2 separate regions of the Homo sapiens genome follow, and region 1 is linked to region 2. Evidence: read pairs that join two places in POLR2A ChIA-PET (ENCODE). Cell type or tissue: endothelial cell of umbilical vein. All regions are shown on one strand. Region 1 overlaps CAMK1D (calcium/calmodulin dependent protein kinase ID). Region 2 overlaps CDC123 (cell division cycle 123).

Evidence for each region. ChIA-PET counts read pairs that join two places held together with the same protein. Peaks named below come from ENCODE experiments on the same cell type or tissue, not always from the same donor. Only the 100,000 strongest peaks of a DNase experiment are listed, where the experiment ranks them.
Region 1: POLR2A ChIA-PET joins it to region 2 with 5 read pairs; 2 of 35 experiments call an interaction of 5 or more read pairs at or near these places.

The regions. Positions count from the first base shown.
Region 1 is chr10:12,671,995-12,674,494 of GRCh38, forward strand. The region is part of intron 3 of CAMK1D (calcium/calmodulin dependent protein kinase ID); the gene reads left to right. Among named protein-coding and RNA genes, the nearest start is that of MIR4481, 20 kb to the left of the region's middle. In endothelial cell of umbilical vein, no CTCF peak of the experiment used is centred here; no DNase peak of the experiment used is centred here.
Region 2 is chr10:12,233,856-12,236,355 of GRCh38, forward strand. It overlaps CDC123 (cell division cycle 123), which reads left to right. Exons shown (of 13, transcript NM_006023.3): 8 at 1,193-1,268. Among named protein-coding and RNA genes, the nearest start is that of CDC123, 39 kb to the left of the region's middle. In endothelial cell of umbilical vein, no CTCF peak of the experiment used is centred here; a DNase peak (open chromatin) is centred at 1,516; H3K27ac peaks cover 895 bases.

The DNA.
Region 1 (2,500 bases), 440 kb after region 2:
AAGCTGTGCCTCTCCGGTTCATGCCATTCTCCTGCCCCAGCCTCCCGAGTAGCTGGGACTACAGGCACCCGCCACCACGCCTGGCTAATTTTTTGTATTTTTAGTAGAGATGGGGTTTCACCATGTTGGCCAGGATGGTCTTGATCTCCTGACCTCGTGATCTGCCTGCCGCGGCCTCCCAAAATGCTGGGATTACAAGCGTGAGCCACCTCGCCGGGCCACTGTCACCTAATTCTTAATGGTACCTTTTGAATAAGGAAAGTTTTAGTGGGGATGATGTTCATTTTTTTTAATGGCTTGTGCTTTTTGTGTCCTGTGTTAAAAGTCTTTACCTATGCAAATAATGTTTTCCTCTGGACGTTACATAATTTTAGCTTTTGCCTTCTTTTTTTGAGATGGTGTCTCACTCTGTCGCCGAGGCCTGAGTACAGTGGTGCAATCTCGGCTCACTGCAACCTCTGCCTCCCGGGTTCAAGTGAGTCTCCTGCCTCAGCTTCCCAAGTAGCTGGGATTACAGGCATGCACCACCACGCCTAGATAATTTTTTTGTATTTTTCGTAGAGACAGGGTTTCACCATGTTGGCCAGGCTGGTCCTGAACTCCTGACCTCAAGTGATCCACCCACCTCAGCCTCCCAAGGTGCTGGGATTACAGACGTGAGCCACTGTGCCGGGTCAGCTTTTCTACCTAGGTATATTTCATGATCAATTTCAGGTTAATTTTATATATATAGTATGAAGTAATGACAATATTCATTTTTGTCATAGGGCTATCCAGTTTTCAGCATCATTTGTTGTAAGTTCTCCAACTTTAGTTTTTTTATTTATTTGTTTTTTCCTTAAAATAGCTTTGGCTATTCTAGAGTATTTGTATTTTCATGTAAGTTTTAGAATAGGCTTGCCTTTTTTTTTTTTTTTTTTTAGTCAGAGTTTTGCTTTATTGTCCAGGCTCTGATGCAGTGGCACGATATTGGCTCACTGCAACTTCCGCCTCCCGGGTTCAAGCAATTCTTGTGCCTCAGCCTCCTGAGTAGCTGGGATTACAGGTGCCCAGGTCATTTTCTATAGTTGAGTACAGGTTTGGTTTCACCATCTTGCCCAGGCTGGTCTCGAATGCCTGAGCTCAGGCAATCCTCCTGTCTCGGCCTCCCAAAGTGCTAAGATTATAGGTGTGAGCCACCGTGCCCGGCTGCCTTTTTTAATGCTTGTGGGAATTTTGTTTGAGCTTACGTTGAATCTGTTTACCAATTTGAGGACAATTGACAGCTTAAAACATGTAGCCTTTTGATTAATAAACGTAAGTGTTTTCATTTTATTTAGGTTTTTTATTGCTCTCAGTGACATTTTATAGTTTTCAGGATGTAGGTCTTCATATACTTGTTCAATTTATTCTGAAATATTTTTTATTCTATTTTCAATGGATCTTTATTTCATTTTTCCAGTTGCTTGCTGCTGCTAGCATATAAAAATATAATTGATTTTTGTGCATTAGCCTCTGATCTTGCTAAACTCACTTACTAGTTCCAGTGTTGTTTTGTGGATTTCTTACCATTTTCTATCTCAATAATCATGTCGTCTGAAATTTACATTAATTCTAGTTAGTCCCTGAAGGAATCCTATTTGGTAAAACTTTGATAGTTTAGTTCTAAGTATTAGGTGTATTTTAATAGCATAATAATATGTCTTAAAATATTTTGTGTTAGACATTTTGAAAATTCAAATTAGCCTCTCTTATTCCCTTTTTGCCTCCATTAGTTATCCAAATGAGTATAAAAAGAAAAAAGCAATGACAGAAAGCCCTGGATATATCAGAATTAACACTACTGGGAAAGTCTGTGGTTTGGTTTGAGGATTTTGTAGCCTGTATTATTTTTGGTTGTTGTATTTTTTGTTTTTGTTTGGCAAGGCTCAGTGGTTTACGCTCCTGAGAATCCATCTGTTTTTCTTTTTTTATTAAATTTTTTTTTCAGTAGTTGGGCTCTCTCTCTGTCACCCAGGCTGGAGGGCACTGGCGTGATCATATATCACTGCAGCCTCCAACTCCTGGGCTCAAGCGATTCTTCCACCTTAGCATCCTGAGTAGCTGGGACTGCAGGCATGTGCCACCATGCCTGGCTAATTACTTTTACTTTTGTAGAGATGGGTCTTGCTGTGTTGTCCAGGCTGATCTCAAACCCCTGACCTCAAGCAATCCTCCCAGTCTCCCAAAGTGTTGGGATATGTGAGCCACTGCTCCTGGCCCCCATCTTTTCTGTCTGGGTCAGTGAGAAAGTGGAAAGAGTTTTTGTTTTTATTTTGTTTTTGTTTGACTAAAGAGCTAAGAAAGTCTTTAGCTTCTAAATATATGAGGAGGATCTAAAACACAACATTTTGGAGGACTGTATTTTACAATGTTTGTGCCTCGGAAAGTTTTAGTTTCCTAGGAAACAGCATCGTGGGCACTGAGATACAACAGGGGATGCTCAGCACCTTAATATTATTACCTGTCTAATTGCTATTTC
Region 2 (2,500 bases):
CTTATTAGTATATGAGAGTTTATATCTATTAAATAATTATTAATTACAGTAATAAGACCCATTTGTGATTTAGGCCAAGGGTAGAATTGATCGACTAAAATATTGAGAAAATAGTGAGAGAGTTATTTTGGTGATTCATTGTGACAAACCTCAATAATAATTATATCAAAGTAAGCATTACCTCATGGTACTTAAGGTAGACAACTTTAGAATTATATTATTTTATTTTACTATATTTTATTTTATTTTATTTTTTAGATGGAGTTTTGCTCTGTCGCCCAGGCTGGAGTGCAGTGTGGCGCAATCTCGGCTCACTGCAACCTCCGCTTCCTGGGTTCAAGCGATTCTCCTGCCTCAGCCTCCTTAGTAGCTGGGGCTACAGGTGCCTGCCACCACACCTGGCTAATTTTTTGTGTTTTTAGTAGAGGAGGTTTCACATGTTGGAGCGCAATGGCGCGATCTGGGCTCTCTACAACCTCTGCCTCCTGAGTAGCTGGGATTACAGGCACCCGCCACCATGCCTGGCTCATTTTTTTGTACTTTTAGTAGAGACGGGGTTTTACCATGTTGGCCAGGCTGATCTTGAACTCCTGACCTCAGGTGATCGCCCGCCTCAGTCTCCGAAAGTGCTGGGGTTATAGGCGTGAGCCTCCGCACCTGGCTGGAATTACTTTATTATTTGATATTCCTCAAGGGGTGCAGAACATATGAATGAACGTATGGCACTGTGGTGAAAAGTTGTGACTACATTCTTGGTGGTGTGCTTGTATGTCAGAACTCTCAAAATGGCAGTTATGTGACAAGGATGCATTTTGTCATAGAATTTTAGCACAATTTTCCTGTGGTTATCAGAATAATAGATCACAACTCTATTCCCTACATCTCATGTGAAGAATTTTTTTTTTTTTTTTTTTTGAGATGGAGTTTTGCTCTTGTTTCCCAGGCTGAAGTGCAATGGCGTGATCTTGGCTCTCTGCAACCTCCACCTCCCGGGTTCAAGTGATTCTCCTGCCTCAGCCTTCTGAGTAGCTGACAGGCATGTGCCATCATGCCCGGCCAAGAATGTCATATGCCTCTTTTTTTAAAACCATTTGATAATGGCAATCATTAAGATACAGTGTTGACCTAAAATTGCCTAGTAGACCTTACCACATAGGTGTGTTATATTAAATATTTTTTCTTTTGTTTACAGCTCGTTCTCCGAAAATGGTGTGAATTGATTCCTGGGGCTGAGTTTCGATGTTTTGTCAAGGAAAACAAGCTTATTGGTGAGTTTTTGTTTGTTTGTTTGTTTTATCCTTCAAAGTCATCTTTAAAAGAAAACAAGCTTTTGTTGGAAGTAAATTTCCAGTAATTAGGACAGGGATGTCAATCTGTTTTCATCTCAGATGCCACCTCTAACCAGTTGATACTGACTCTCTGGAATGCTGTGTTGACAGGAATCCTGAGCCCAGAGTCACTTGCCGCAGGAAACGGTATTGTCAGATAATCATGGCTGTCTGGATTCCAGAGATAAAAATGGTGGTTGTCACTGTTCCTGATTTAGGAATCAGGAACTCTGTGTATGGAATTTTCCTAAGCAGTACTTAGCAATAGTCTGCTTATTTCAAGCGTCATAAAAAGCCAAGTTTTGGAACCTTTATTTCTATTATTGGGGCACTGTTTATTATTCTAGCAAGAGAAAATATGTGGACAAGTAAGTGTATTCTTCTAAGTCACCCATTTTCTTTCCTCTCAGGTTACTGTTCTGTTTGCTATGATTGATTTAACTTAAATATTGAAGATAATTTGTTCTTTATTTTGTTAATGCATATTTTCCATGAAGTAAAATTTATCTTCAACCTAGAAAAGTGTAATTTGAATACAATCACATCAGCACTATTGATGCATTGAATGTGATGTTGAAATGTATGAACCCACCTGAAAGAAAGTTGGGGTGTTCACATTTCTCATATTGCTCGATATTCTTGAAGAAGCTGCAGTGTAAGTACTCTAAAGCGGGGGGTCCTGTTGGCACAAGATTCAGGAATAGGAAGCCCGTATTTCAGAGCAGAGAACTTTTCCCTAGGACTGGAGCAAATTCAGGGAGTTTGTGTAATAGTCCAGTTAGTGTGTTTGGAATCTTGTCAGCAAGTCACTCTGAAAAAAGGAATGTTTACTTTTCCATGGCTTGAACGAGAGCAGGCTGTGAAGGCCAAGTAGCATGTATGAACAAGAAAAATAGACTGCTTCTATGCAATACAGTATGAATATGGCAGGCATCTCTTGAAGAATATTTGATATTTTCCCAAAGAAAGTGGAAGAGAATACCAATTTGCAGAGACTCTTTGGAAGAAAGCAAAGCAGCAGCAGTTGATTATGTGTGCAGGTTTAGAATTGCTGCTTTAATTTTTTACATAACAAGACTTTTTGTGACTTTGAATTCCTTCCATTTTACTAAATGAAAATAACTGTTTCCATGGGCAAGGTGCTGTGGCTCACACCTGTAATCCCAACAGTT